Regions from separate parts of the Homo sapiens genome. Here region 2 is linked to region 1. The links are chromatin loops, found by intact Hi-C in ENCODE. Cell type or tissue: endothelial cell of umbilical vein. All regions are shown on one strand. Region 1 overlaps STRIP2 (striatin interacting protein 2). Region 2 holds the start of LOC124900234 (a long non-coding RNA gene).

Region 1 (8,000 bases):
GTGGGGGGCAGCCCCCGCCCGGCCAGCCGCCCCGTCCGGGAGGGAGGTGGGGGGCAGCCCCCGCCCGGCCAGCCGCCCCGTCCGGGAGGAGGGGGGCACCTCTGCCTGGCCACCCCTTCTGGGAAGTGGGGAGCCCCTCTGCCCGGCCGCCACCCCCTCTGGGAGGTGTACCCAACAGCTCATTGGGAGCGGGCCATGACGACGATGGCGGTTTTGTCCAATAGAGAGGGGGGAAATGTGGGGAAAAGATGGGGAAATCAGATTGTTGCTGTGTCTGTGTAGAAAGAGGCGGGCATGGGAGACTCCATTTCGTTCTGTACTAGGAGAAATTCTTCTGCCTTGGGATGCTGTTGATCTATGACCTTGCCCCCAACCCGGTGCTCTCTGAAACATGTGCTGTGTCCACTCAGGGTTAAATGGATTAAGGGCGGTGCAAGATGTGCTTTGTTAAACAGATGCTTGAAGGCAGCATGCTCGTTAAGAGTCATCACCACTCCCTAATCTCAAGTACCCAGGGACACAAACACTGCGGTAGGCCGCAGGGTCCTCTGCCTAGGAAAACCAGAGACCTTTGTTCACTTGTTTATCTGCTGAACTTCCCTCCACTATTGTCCTATGACCCTGCCAAATCCCCCTATGCGAGAAACACCCAAGAATGATCAATAAAAAAAAATAAAAAGAAAAAAAAAAAAAAGAAAAAAAAAGAGTCATCACCACTCCCTAATCTCAAGTACCCAGGGATACAAACACTGCGGAAGGCCCCAGGGTCCTCTGCCTAGAAAACCAGAGACCTTTGTTCACTTGTTTGTCTGCTGACCTTCCCTCCACTGTTGTCCTGTGACCCTGCCAAATCCCCCTCTGCGAGAAACACCCAAGAATGATCAATAAAAAAAATAAATAAAAAATAAAAAAATAAAAAGATATCAATATAATACATATAAAATATTTAATATTTTCCATCCCCCAAAGCATTTCCTTGCACAGCCTACATTTCATACCACTGCTCTCAACAACCATTCAGATGCTAAGCATTGCAAAATACATACTGAGCCCACATCCACTGCCTTCTCCAGCAACCTCCTTTCAAAGACCACACTTAACTTCCACATAATCATACGTTCACCATCCTTCATTTAAGTTTGGAATTTTATTTCAATTTTTTCCTAGTTTAGTGGATTGAATATGAATACCGACATTTGGAGATACACAAATTTTTAAACTTCCTGTACCAGGTGGGAGGGGAAACTACTTAGTATATTGGTGAAGATGGCCTATCTAAGAGCTAATTAGTTTGACAAAATGGGAATACTTCAGAAATTAATATGCCATTAGCTCACCTTTATTTCATGTTCATCATGCTGTTTAGAGTTTCATATAAAGTTGAAATGAATTCAGTTCAAATTCAGAAAACTGAAAAAATATAAATCAAGACTACCTCAGCCCAGCGGTGGCTCAGGCCTATAATCCCAGCACTTTGGGAGGCTGAGGCAGGTGGATCATTTGTGGTCAGGAGTTCAAGACCAGCCTGGCCAACATGGTGAAACTCTGCTTCCACTAAAAAGTACAAAAATTAGCTGGGCAGTAATGGCACACACCTGTAATCCCAGCTACTTGGGAGGTTGAGGCAGGAGAATCGCTTGAACCTGGGAGGTGGAGGCTGCAGTGAGCAGAGATTGCGCCACTGCACTCCAGTCTGGGCGACTGTCTCAAAAAAAAAGACTACTTCAGCCCAATAATTCCACTTCTAGGAATCTAAAGGAAATAATCAAAGATTCATGTGCAGCTGGGCATTGTGGCTCACACCTGTAATCCCAGCACTTTGAGAGGCCAAGGCAGGAGGATCACTAAGCCCAAGAATTTGAGACCAGTCTGGACAAAATAGGGAGATTCTGTCTCTAGGGAGATTTTATCTCTAAAAAAATTTTTTTTTAATTTAAAAATTAGCCAAGCATAGTGGCATGTGCCTGTAGTCCTAGCTACTTGGGTGGCTGAGGTGGAAGGATCATTTGACCCTGGGAGGTCAAGACTGCAGTGAGCTGTGATCACACCACTGCACTCAAGCCTGAGCAACTTCGAGACCCTGTCTCAAAAAAAAAAAATAAAAGATTTGCATGCAAGGATGTTTGTTTTGGAGTTACACAAGGAAAACATAAATAAATGTCAACAGCACAGAATCCTTTTTGAAACTAAATAGTGGAATATTATGTGTAACTATTAAAAATTATGTCCTGGGCTGCGTGCAGTGGCTCACGCCTGTAATCCCAACACTTTGGGAGGCTGAGGTGGGCGGATCACCAGGTCAGGAAATTGAGACCATCCTGGCTAACACAGTACAACACTGTCTCTACTAAAAATACAAAAAATTAGCCAGGCGTGGTGGCATGTGCCTGTAATCCCAGCTACTCGGAAGGCTGAGGCAGAAGAATCGCTTGAACCCGGGAGGCAGAGGTTGCAGTGAGCCAAGATGGCGCCACTGCACTCCAGCCTGGCCGACAGAGCGAGACTCCATCTCAAAAAAAATAAATAAATAAAAATAAAAAATAAATAAAAAATTTAAAGAAATTAAAATTATGTCCTCAGCTGGGCATGGTGGCTGACACCTGTAATCCCAGCAATTTGGGAGGCCAAGGAGGGCAGATTGCTTGAGCCCAGGAGTTCAAGATCAGCTTGGGCAACACAAAGACCCCGTCTCTACAAAAAATACAAAAATTAGCCTGGCATGGTAGCATGTCTGTGGTCCCACCTACACCCAGCTACTTGGGAAGGTGGGAGGATCACTTCAGCCCAGGAGCTTGAGGCTGCGATGGGCCGTGCTTCAGGCCGAGTGCACTGCACTCCAGCCTGGGTGACAAAGCAAGACCCTGTCTTCAAAAAAGAAAGAAAAAAATTGTCCTCTAGAATGTTTAATAAAATGATATTGTGAACATTTAAATTTTGCTGTCAAATGAAATATCTATGTATAAAGTCTTAGTTTTGTTAATGTGTTTATATATGAGTGAATATATATATAATTGCAGCAAAATATTAACAGTGGCTATATGTAGGTGGCATAAGAGTATTTTTCTTCCTCATACTTTTCTGTTTCTCCAGTTTTCTGCAATACGTATATTTATTTTAATATCAGGAAAAAAACTTCAAAAGTTACTTAAAGAAAATCCTATAGCCATTCGTTGTGGCTCATGCCTATAATCCCAGCACTTTGGGAGGCTGAGGCAGGTGGATCATCTGAGACCAGGAGTTCGAGACCAGCCTGGCCAACATGATGAAAGCCTGTCTCTACTAAAAATACAAAAATTAGCTGGGCATGGTGGCACGTGCCTGTAGTCCCCGCTACTCAGAAGGCTGAGGCAGGAAAATCACTTGGACTCACGAGGCAGAGGTTTCAGTGAGCTGAGATCACACCACTGCATTCCAGCCTGGGTGACAGCACAAGACTCTGTCTCAAAAAAAAAAAAAAAAAAAAAAAAAAAAGGAAAAGAAAAGAAAATTCTATATATTCAAATAGCCAGTACATTTTCTGTGCTTGCAATTTGTTAAGCCTGAAAAAAACAGATATATCTTACTCATATGAACATTAGTGTTTTTCTGAGCACAGAAGTCACCAGTTTAGATAAACCATACTGAGGACCTATGTGGAATAGACTCACTAGTTATTGCAGCCCATGACTGGGCTCATTCAAAATTCAAGCAAAACAAAAAGTCTGTGGTTACTAAATGAAACCACCAGGTGCCACTATTGCTTCACACAAAGTAGTAAAATACTTAGCATGACTATTTTTCAGGAAGAATAAATACATGCTTTCACTCTGAATAATATTAAAATCTTCTTAGAAAACATAATAAATTATTATGTTCACTTCATTTCAGTAATTTTATGCACATATCCCAAAGGTCAATTGGGAGAGATGTGAAAGTGTGGTTCCTATCAATTCCTATATATGAACCAATGGGGTTGGAACTGAAAATAAAAAACACATTATAGGAAGAAATAAATTCAGGCCATAAAAGTTGACTTTATCTTCTGAAATGCCCTACTAATAGCAGAATTTTAATGCTACTGTGTACCACTGTTTCTGTGGAAAATGTATTCTTCATTCCAACTCTGAATGGCAGGGGATACATGTCTCTCTACCCTGACTTCCACTTTCAACTGGTAGCTATTTAACTTCTCCATCTATAAAATAGTAATACTAACCTCATAGAGTTGTTTTAACGATTTAATAGCTACATCTCTGTAGTGTGGGTAAAAAAAATTTTTTTTAATAAAAAACTTGAAAAAAGACTGAATAGCATCATAAATAACATAGAGAGGGTTAGACAATTTATTACTTCTCTGTAGGAATAAAAAGCTTCCAACTTCTTTGGCTGCTGAGGCCACATCTAAATAAGACCAGGGAATCTCTCTATCCCAGTGGTAAAAAAGGGTGCTAGGTTGGTGTCTCAGGACATGGGTCTTTTGACTCATGTCTGATTCAGGCTCTGTCACCTATGAGGAGTAAACCATGACAAGTCACTTCATTCACTGGGCCTTCAGGTTTCTCATCTTTGAAATAAGGGGGTTGGATCAAATGGCTCTTAAGTCCCCTCCAGCCAAGAATCCCATGGTTCTATAAAACCTGTACCACAGAGATTGTCATTCTATTTTTGCATAATATACTTTTCTGACTCAACATTTTGCAGGAATTACAATTGGAGGACAAAGGGTTGTAGTAACCATTGGTGCATGCCATGATTCAATCATTTGACATTTATTGAGCTCTTCAATGTACCAGACAAAGTGCTAGACTCTAAGGATATAAAAATGATTATACTACCTCTTCATTCAAGGATTCTACAGTCAAATTAAGAAACAGACACAAATGCATAATTACAATGCAACAGGCTGGAGGTATGGATTGTGGCTTATCTAAGGAGCTATGGCAATACATGATGAGGTAGATACCTCATCTTCAGTATGGCTGTTGTTCAGTCAGTTTCATGGAATTAAGAATAACCGTGAGTGACTTTTCTGATTTGCCTAGAGCTGTTTTCAAGATGAGAAACTTTCTGGGCTATCCTTTTGTGGCTATATAGACTTTTGCCTCCGAGAGACTTAGACAAAGTATTTTCTCAAGTACACATTGCTTGCTAGGTTTTATTACCTATATGAAAATAAGAAGTGAACTCCCTGTAGCACAGCAGAAAGAAGACAGATAATTATTTGTGCTAGACCAGAAGAGATTGTCCTGCATTTAGCATAGATATTCACGCTCAATTTCGGTCCCATTATGTTTCTAAATTCCTTTTCCTCCTTAGTGTTTTTCACTGGCTGTTTCCTCTTCTCTGAAAAATGCTACGCTAAACTTTTCCAAATCTTTCTCAACTGGGTCAGCAACTCTAAACCCCTGCTGCATCTCTGCTCTTGCCAATATACCTTCATTGATCTGAGACTCTCAAACCAGGGCATTAAGGGGTTGGAGAAGAAATGAAAGAGCAAATGCCAACCTGTGCTACCTAGCAATTTCAAAGGCTACCAAATCCCCATCTGCTTACCAGACTTTCAGTAGTAAGCTCCGGCAAATCCTGGATGGTACAGCAAGGATAATCCAGGACTGAGATGCTGTAAGATGCAGAGATAAGGACAGGCTTTAGGTAAATGGCAACAGCAGGAATTGGCTGTATCTGGAAAGGGCAGGAGTTATTTCTCTCCAGCAGCCCCTATCCATTTCCCAAATTGCTTAGTGACCTCAGCTGAAATGAGGGCTCTGGTGCCAGGCAACTCTAGCTCCAGTCTCCTTTCCTGTCATGAGAGGAACCAATGAGTTCTTTGAGGCTGGCACCCATCTGGTAGATGCAAAAGAAAGCAGAAAGAGAGCCTCTTTTCTTAGCACTCCTTGCTTCTTTAAAGGAACATGTAAACTTGAGTGCATTTGTGTTTCTGCATTTAACTGTATGTGTGAATATAACTGCTCCCACAGACACTGCCCAAACCCATCCCACTGGATAACAATCTGAGGATGGGAGGATGAAATGATCCTCCTGTGTCTCTCACCAGATCTTTCTGAAAGCTGGGAGCTCTGGGGAATGATTACAGAAGCCACTCCTAAAGGAAGCTTGAGACAGGGGCAGTTTCCTATAGAAAGGCTAATCTAGTAACTCAAGAATGGTAATAGCTGACAGTGGGGGACTGCAAGCTACAGCTCTGTAGTGAGCCCAGGGAAGCAGGCATGAGTTAGGAGGGGAAATAAGGCATTGCATTATGACAAGGACATAGTTACAAAATAAATGACAGCTGTCTCTTTCCTCTTCTCCCTTCTTCACTGACACAATACAGAATCTGGACTAGCTAATCTCTAATGCCCCTTCTGGTTCTGATGTTCCATGAGGTTTTGAACACCAACCTATCTGAACTAGTGCAGCTGGAAATGGATAAAGGATGTTGGCAAAGCAGTGGCTTTGACGACGACAAGTTCACACTGCTATAATGAACCTGTCTCTACATTTTAAAAGTCAAAACTTCTATACAAGTAAAAGGCAACAATTTATTTGGCCAGAAATGTTTACCTTTGTCCAAGATAACCTGGGGGACCAGGGTAGGAGAGGAGAAGGGTCAGCTTGGGAGAGGGCAGTGTCAAACTACCTGTAATGTTGTTCATCATCTTGATTCACTCTATTGGATTTTCCCAGGGTTGCCAGTTCTGTACTGCTCCATTAGGATGAACATTCTTGGCTGGCTCATCCACCTATCCACCCACCTCCCACTGACAAAGCCCTATGGCAAAGTAGTTGCCGGCGACCAGGAAATGGGGGTGGGAAATCAAAGATAGATTTGTTCCATTCTCTTAGTGAATTGAAATCTAGCCTAAGGGGGCATAAAATTAATTTACAAGTATCTAGAACATCTAGATTGTTAAGAGCCATGAGAAAATTCTGCAATAATGAGCTGTGATCTCCAAGTTCTCAGAGATCATTCAAAAGTAAAACTTACAGATGGTGCATAAGAGGATCATCTTGTTCAGGCCAACCTTAGCAAAAGGTGTAGTCTGTTGCTACCACTCTTCCAACTCCAAACTGAACCAAATGGACATCTATTGAATTGTCTGTACCTCCCATTCTAGGTCCATGGGTGCAGAAGGAACATTCAATTTCTGTATACCACTCCCCTAGCCACAGTTGATCTAGGAGTGAACCTCTAACCCAGGGAATCTGGAATAGGGATTGAAGAGTCAATTCAGTCTCTGAGGTGGGGCATGTTTAGCTCATATAGACGTATTTCACTATGCGGCCTGAGAAGCAAACAATGCAGACTGATAAATTTGTCAGTGAGAGAGGAAACTGGAGTGGAAATACAGAGGCCTGGTGTCTTACAGATAGACGTGAAAGGCTTTCTGGGCTCCCCACACTACAGGCCAACCCTGAGGTCCAGAGCTGCATTGCTGTCCTAGGTTCCTCAGGATGACACGTCATTTCATTCTGACAAAGTCGCTATTCTGCATGAGTGTAGTCCAGCTAGTTTTGGTTACTTTTAACCAAGAGTGTTGACTGATACACAGAGGTGCCTGCATGCAGTTGTGGCCCTGACACAGCCTGACCTGTACTTTCATTTTCCCTGGTAACTCAAGTAGCACATCTGAAGTGCCAGTTTTAAAGGGGCCAGTGCACAGGTCTCCGTATTGTTAGGAAAAACCCATCCTCCAATGCTTACCCCCAAGGGAAAGTGTTTAAAGCAATCTTACATATACCAATATTAACTAATGCTTATAAAAGTTCTATGATATAGTCAGAAAAGCTATCCTTATTTTAAAGATGAAAATACTGTGGTTCAGAGAAACAGTTTCTTGCTTGAGATTACATAACTAGTAAGTGGCAGATCCAGGTCACGAATCCAGGTCTCATGACTTCAGGCTCCATAGGGTGTGTGTGTGTTTTAAGCTACATATAAGTAGGCTCCTTCTCCATGGTGGAATTTCAGGCAGTACTGACAAACTAGTGTGGCAATATCTCTAGTCACCCCAAGTATG
Region 2 (8,000 bases), 170 kb after region 1:
TATGATCATTTCAACTGATGCTGAAAAAGCATTTGATAAAATTCAACATCACTTCATGATAAAAACCCTAAAAATAACTGAGTATAGAAGAAACATACCTCAGCATAATAAAACATATACAACAACCCACAGCCAGTATCATACTGAATGGGGAAAAACTGAAAGCCTTTCCTCTAAGATTTAGAACATGACAACAATGCCCACTTTCACCACTATGATCCAATATAGTACTGGAAGTCCTAGCTAGAGCAATGAGTCAAGAGAAAGATATAAGGGCACTCAAACTGGAAAGGAAGAAGTCACATTATCCTTGTTTGTAGATGATATGACCTTATATTTGGAAAAACCTAAAGACGCCACCAAAAACCTATTAGAACTGATAAGCAAATTCAGTAAAATCAACACACAAAAGTCACTAGCATTTCTATATACCAACAGCAAGTAATCCGAAAAAGAAATCAAGGAAGTAACGCCATTTATAATAACTACAGATAAAATTAAATACCTAGGAATTAACCAAATAAGTGAAATATATCTACAATGAAAACTATAAAACACTGATGCAAGACATTGAAAAGAATACCCCCTGCACCAAGAAAAAGACATTCCATGTCCACGGATTGGAACAATCAATATTGTAAAAATGTCCATCCTACCTAAAGCAGAATCAGTGTAATAATAGGGATTGCACTGAATCTATAGATTCCAAATCCCAATAACATTCTTCACAGAAATAGAAAAAAAAAATCCTAAAATTTATATAGAACTACAAAAGTGACAGAATAGTCAAAGCTATCATGGGCAAAAAGAACAAAACTGAAGGAATAACACGACCTGACTTCAAATTATACTACAGAGCTACAGTAACCAAAACAGCATGGTACTGGCATAAAAACAGACACATAGACCAATGGAACAGAATAGAGAACCCAGAAACAAATCCATACATCTACAGTGAACTCATTTTTGACAAACATGCCAAAACTATACATTGGGGAAAGAACAGTCTCTTCAATAAACGGTGCTGGGAAAACTGGATATCCATATGCAGAAGAATAAAACTAGACCTCTATCTCTCACATATACAAAAATCAAATAAAAATAGATTAAAGATTTAAATCTAAGACCTCAAACTATGCAACTACCAAAAGAAAACATTGGGGAAACTCTCCAGGACATTGGAGTGGGCAAAGATTTCTTGAGTAAATACCCCACAAGCACAGGAACCAAAGCAAAAATGGACAAATCAGATCACATCAAGTTAAAAAGCTTCTACACAGCAAAGGAAACAACCAACAAAGTGAAGACACAACCCACAGAATGGGAGAAAGTATTTGCAAACTATCCATCTGACAAAGGATTAATAACCATAATATATAAGGAGCTCAAACAACCCTATGGAAACAAAATCTAATAATTCAATTAAAAAATGGGCAAAAGATCTGAATAGATATTTCTCAAAAGACATACAAATGGCAAACAGGTGTATGAAAAGATGCTCAAGGCCAGGTGCAGTGGCTCACACCTATAATCCTAGCACTTAGGGAGGCCAAGGTGGGCAGATCAGTTGAGGTCAGGAGTTTGAGATCAGCCTGGCCAACATGGTGAAACCACATCTTCACTAAAAATACAAAAATTATTCAGATTTGTAATCCCAACTACTTGGCAGGCCAAGGCAGGAGAATCCCTTACCCAGGAGGTGGAGATTGCAGTGAGCTGAGATTGTGCCACTGCGCTCCAGCCTGGGCGACAGAGTGAGACTCCATCTCAAAAAAACATAGAAAAACTACAATGAAATATCTTGCCACAGCTGAAATGGCGTATATCCAAAAGACAGGCAATAACAAATGCTGGCAAGGATATGGAGAAAAGGAAACCCTCATACACTATGAAGAACAATTTAGAGACTCCTCAAAAAATTAAAAATAAAACCACCATATAATCCAGCAATCCCACTGTTGGACATATATTCAAAAGAAAGGAAGTCAGTATATTGAAGAGATATCTGCACTCCCATGTTTGTTGTAGCACTGTTCACAACAGCCAGTATTTGGAAGCAACCTAAGTGTCCATCAACAGACGAATAGATTTTTTTAAATGTGGTACATATAAGCAATGGAGTACTATTCAGCCATAAAAAAGAATGAGATCCTGTCATTTGCAACAACATGAATCAAAGTAGATATCCTTATGTTAAGTGAAATAAGCCAGGCACAGAAAGACAAACTTTGCATATTCTCACCTATTTCTGGGAGATAAAAATTAAAAGAATTGAACTCATGGAGATAGAGAGTAGAATGATGGTTACCAAAGGTTGGGAAGGGTAGTGAGGAGGCTGGGGGGGAGGCGGGGATGGCTCATGGGTACAAAAAACCAGGAAGAATGAATAAGATCTGGTATCTGATAGCACAACAGGGTAACTATAGTCAATAATAATTTAATTGTACATTTTAAAATAACTAAAAGAGTATAATAGGATTGTAATATGATAAATGGTTGAGTTGATAGATACCCTCATTTACCTTGATGTAATTATTGCGCAACATATGCCTGTATCAAATATTCCATAAACTCCATAAATATATGCACCTACTATGTACCCACGAAAATTAAAAATTTTAAATAAATAAAAAAATTTTTCAAGTTTTCTCCTGTATGTATAAAATTTCCAGGCTGGTCTCAAAAATTTTAAAAAGAGTCTTCTCCTTTAAAAAATTATTTCAGTGTTTTGAACTTAAATTATCTAAACCGTGGGTATATAATCAAACCACAACAGGTCATGATCCTACATGTGTGGGTAAAGAATCATCTTCCACATATACAAAGTTCTGTACTTCTATGCCATGTGGTTGGTGATGAGATGGAACAGGTACAACACCCCTCTGACAAGTTTTCTTTGTTACGGAAGTACTCCTAAAAGTTGGAATCTGGCTGGGCGTGATGGCTCATGCCTGTAATCCCAGCACTTTGGGAGGCCAAGGCGGGTGGATCACGAGGTAAGGAGATCGACACCATCCTAGCTAACATGGTGAAACCCTGTCTCTACTAAAAATACAAAAAATTAGCACGGCGTGGTGGCGGGTGCCTGTAGTCCCACCTACTCGGGAGGCTGAGGCAGGAGAATGGCGTGAACCCGGGAGGCGGAGCTTGCAGTGAGCCGAGATCGCGCCACTGCACTCCAGCCTGGGGGACAGAGCGAGACTCCATCTCAAAAAAAAAAAAAAAAAAAAAAAAAAAAAAAAAAAAAAAAAACAAGTTGGACTCTCCCACCTCAGCCTCCTGAATAGTTGAAACTACAGGTGAGCCACTATGCCCGGATAGTTTTTTGTTTTTTTTTTTTTGGTAGAGGAGGGGACTTGCTATGGTTCCCAGGCTGCTCTCAAACTCCCAGCCTCAAGCGATCTTCCCATGGGATCACAGACATGGACTACCATGCCCCATAGTTTCTACATTTTTAAATGGTTGAAAAATTTCCAGTCTGTCCCTGATTCTCCCCCCAAAAATGTCAAAAAATTTAAAAAAGAACAATATATCATGGCACATGGAAATTGTATCAAATTCAAATTTTTGGTTTCCATTAAGTATTTTTGGAACTCATTCATTTATGTATTGCCTATATACTTTTTTTCGCTACAATAACAGGTTTGAGTAGTTACAACAAAAAACATATAGCCTGCAAAGCCTAAAACACTTACCATCTGAGCCTTTACAGAAAAAGCTTGCCTACCTTTAGACCAAGAAAAGTTTTATTTTATTGTATAATTCAGTAATGATTGTGATAATTATTTCCAAACAGGCAAAAGAGGTGAAACTAACAGCAATTTGGAAAATAATGACCTTAATTATAAATAACAAAGCTTAAACAGTTTAATATAATACATAAAATAGACAAATCACTTGGTAGAATGACAAATATCAAACAAACACTGCAAATGTGCTGCTTTGGTTTGGTTCTTGTAAGGCCTTACGTTGCTTCTTTTCCATTATCCCCCAAGCAAAGTTTAGGAAAAAACTCCAAAATCCTTCTGGGAATTTTAGGAAAAGCTACATAGAGGTATTTTAGTCACTACAACCCTGCCTAAGTACTTTCCATAGCTGTTATATGTTTCAAGAAAACAAAACAAAAAACCAGGTGTCCTCATGAAATGCCAAGTGAATTGCGGCCAGCAGGTGGAGACAGTTTCTAATCAAAGCAGAGAAGCAAAATTTGATACCAGTTGTAACGGAAATTTAAACTATCTTCATATCCTTACCTTGAAATATTTAGTTAACTAGATAAGACAAAGTGATTTTCTCCTTCCCTTGTTCAACAATAAAACCAGGCTACCTTGTATTTCCTAAATCAGATTTCACTAAGGAATCAGAAATAGGCTGGCTGGTGAATACCCCACTCCCTATATAATATGAACCTAATTTATAAGTTTTTCCTCTCTTGCCATTAGAAAAGGAATATTTTCTGATCGTTTTCTCTCAATGAGGTTAGAGTCTTTCCTATCAAATTAAACCACAGGCTTTCTTGTCTATAGTTACCCTCTAGCTATCTGATTATATAAACTGGGAATGACTATTTCAGCAGGTAATGATTTGTTTATTTGGAGACAGGATCTCGCTGTCACCCAAGCTGGAATGCAGGGGCAGGATCATGGCTCACTGCAGCCTCAACCTCCCCAGCTCAAGCAATCCTCCCACCTAAGACTCCTGAGTAGCTGACACTATTAGTGGATTAGTCCACCACCATGTCGGGCTAATTTTTAATTTTTTTTAGAGACTGGCTCTCCCTATGTTGTCCAGGCTGGTCTCAAACTCCCAGGTTCAAAGGATCTTCCCATGCCTTGGCCTCCCAAAGTGCTGGGATTACAAGCATGAGCCACTGCATCCAGCCAGGTAATGATTTTGATTACAGCTCTCAATTACCCTATCAAACACCATATACTTTCACTCATTAAAAAAAAATTCTTCTCAAAAATTTTTCTCATTTTATAAACAAGAAAAAAGTTACTTTTCCATACTACAAATGACAGGAATAGAATGGTGGTTCCAACTTCGGGACCCGTAGTCCAGAGCTACGTAGAAATTTCTAGCAGTCTATAGGAGGAAGGAGACCAATTAGGTCTCAAGCAAAGGCATTCTAAATTTCCTATCTCAACATGTGACACTTCTGCTCCCCAAGCACCAGTGCTCTGGAGCTGTTCGCTAGTTTTCCAAAGCTCCCAACAGTCGCTTCTCCCTTGGGGCCTGTCTACCCTATGCTTTTTCAGTACCTTTAATTTCAGCAGTATGCACAACTCAGCCCGGTCCTAAGATGAAGTTTACTTCAAAGCAAAGCATACTAGAGTGCAAAGGACTCACAGGCAACCACTGACACCATCATTAACCAGGGGACATAGCACTACAAAAAATTTGTAATTGGAATAAACAGTGATGTTTTCAGAAATTCCTCCTCTTTGGAGCAGCCACCTCTCTACAATCCTTTTACCTTTCACATCCCCAATCACCCTACTTAAAGTCACACAATGTGCCAAGGCTACAATAGATCAGTGTGCATGTGTACACACAGTCTTCACAAGTTGGCTACCCACTTCAGAAAGGTTGACATATATTAAATCTCAAAAAGAATATAAACTTTAAGCTTCCGAAAACTCTAACTCACCAAGCAAGGGTAAGGACTCCAACTGAGCCAATTTAGTTTAATTCTCCTTTATAAGGCTATTTTCAGAAACCATTTGAGTATTGTTTTAAACTACCTAGTATCAGAATGTCCTGAAATTTTTACTTAATTTACCTTCCAGATTATGTGAAAAATAGGTATAAGCATCCTAACCTTTCCATTTTAATAAACCAGGCATTTACTCTCTATCAACTGCATGGACCATTCTAGGAAGCCAAAATTTCTTATTTATTTTTATTTTTTAGAGACAGGGTCTCACTCTGTCAACCAGGATAGAGTACAGTGACATGATCATAGCTCACTGTAGCCTTGAACTCCTGGGCTGAAGGGATCCTCCTACGTCAGCCTCCCAAGTAGCTGGACTACAGGCATGTGTTACATGCCCAACTAATTTTTTAATTTTTTTAAGTAGAGATGGGGTCTCAGTATGTTGCCCAGGCTGGTCTTGAACCCCTCAGCTTGAGTGATCCTCCCACCTCAGTCTCCCAAAGTGCTGCGATTATAGGCGTGAGCCACCATACCTGGCCCCAAAATATTTAAATCCAATGAATGCCAACATAACACCAGAAAATAATTTTGTCTTTCTTCCCCTGATGTTTGTGATTCTTTGGGAAAGTACTTAATTGGAAGAAAAGTCTGTGGTTGATGGAATATTAAGGTGTACAGAGGTTACTCACTGGCTCCCTTTATGCAACCTCTCTTCTACTCTTCCTATTATTTCCTTGATTTTTTACTTCCATCTAAATGTGTTTTCTCCTAAATATAGTGATAAGAATTTTAAGTAACTATCATAGGGGTAATCCTACATGATTCCTCCAAAATGAGACTCATCTAATCACACTTCTAAAGTCTCCAATGAGTTGGAATAACACATACTGGAATGGGGATTGAAGCAGCGAAGGCAAGTGGCTGTCTACAGTACTAAGATTCCAAGATCTAAAACCAGCTATATATTTATCCAAAATCTATTTAGCAAATAAAGGTAACAGTATAAACGCAGAGAAGCTTTAGAGAAACTAATCTATTTTTATCCTGACTTTGGCCAAATTACTTAAACCAGTGGCTTTAATTCTGCATATATACGAACAACTCCCCAGCAAAGTCAGCAACTGTTGGAAGAATAAAGGATTAAGATCTTCCTAATTAGAGACATTTGAGTTCTACTAAGAGCATGCATTAACCCTCTGAGGATGCCTGTAGTTTCAGAAACTCAAATGTTTTAAGTAGTTTCTCTGGCCATTCACGGCCTTCACTGTAAGACAATAATTAGGCATAAATTTACAATCATTTTTATTACATATTCATATCCTTACTGCACACCTACTGTATGTTGATTGTTGACCTTTAGTTTTATTTTTCTATATTATAAAGTACTTGAGTCAGCTCACTAACAAAGGTGTGGAGAAATACCAAATAATGACTAGATGGGGTCTCAGTTCTACAGTCTATACAATGGTCTCCTACTGCCTATTTTTTCAGCTTTCAGAGTCTAGGCTTCTCTTCAAGATGCTATGAACTTGTTGAAGACTATTCCCTGAACTTAAACCAGTTCCACTACTCTGTTCTCAGTCTAGGGACACAGACTGACTCATACGTAACATTTTTAAAGCTGCTGCTCAGCAATGCACATCCCTCAGAAAACCTTAATCATAGAGAATTTAGTTAAATCCTTTAAAACCAGATTGCTCTGGCTTCACAGAACCAGCCTGGCTGCTCAGCTTCAATTCCCCGGAGAGAAGAGAGAAGCTCTACTCTATTATGAAACCAGCTTGCCTAATCAAATTCCCTTTCAGAGAAAGAGGTCAAGGAGAATAACTCCTGTGCCATTTTTCAATTCTTCCTTCCAAGAAATGACTGTGATTGACAGATGCTATTTCTTTGAGTTCCAATGGCCTACTGCCAAGATCAACTAATTGTTTCTTGGTTAAAAGAATGGTACCAATCCATCAAGCCACACAACTCCTGAGAACCACATTACTTAATACTTTACATTGGTAAAGTTTTATCATTTTCAAAGCCAGCAAACACACATTCAACACACCCCACTGGGAAGGCAGAATAGATATTATTAACATCTTCATTTTTACAGACTGGAAAACTACAACAAAGGCAACATATGACTTATCCAGGGTACACGTTAATAGTGGATCTAAAATTCTAATTTATGAAGTTATAGTCCCAGGATTTTTCTATACATCACATATTGCAATCTCCTTAACACGTCTACTAATCTCAATACCTGCCCCATCTTATTAAAATATTTGCTAATAAAAGATATCCTGTTCAGATGAACAGCTACAGTGTTGTGGTGGATATAGATTAACATGGTGTA

The links. Hi-C counts contacts between places; a loop is a spot of excess contacts. Peaks named below come from ENCODE experiments on the same cell type or tissue, not always from the same donor. Only the 100,000 strongest peaks of a DNase experiment are listed, where the experiment ranks them.
Region 2: a loop joins it to region 1, with 12 times the contacts of the local background. A loop is called at or near these places in 3 of 110 quality-filtered maps.

What each region holds. Positions count from the first base shown.
Region 1 is chr7:129,468,248-129,476,247 of GRCh38, reverse strand. STRIP2 (striatin interacting protein 2) reads right to left here. Exons shown (of 21, transcript NM_020704.3): 18 at 5,533-5,599. Among named protein-coding and RNA genes, the nearest start is that of SMKR1, 30 kb to the left of the region's middle. RefSeq lists an enhancer at 5,870-6,409. In endothelial cell of umbilical vein, a CTCF peak has its summit at 3,727 (motif pointing right); a DNase peak (open chromatin) is centred at 3,727.
Region 2 is chr7:129,294,622-129,302,621 of GRCh38, reverse strand. All of the region lies in intron 1 of AHCYL2 (adenosylhomocysteinase like 2), which reads right to left. LOC124900234 (a long non-coding RNA gene) reads right to left here and starts at 873. Exons shown (of 2, transcript XR_007060519.1): 1 at 1-873. In endothelial cell of umbilical vein, a CTCF peak has its summit at 4,151 (motif pointing right); DNase peaks (open chromatin) are centred at 4,171 and 7,521.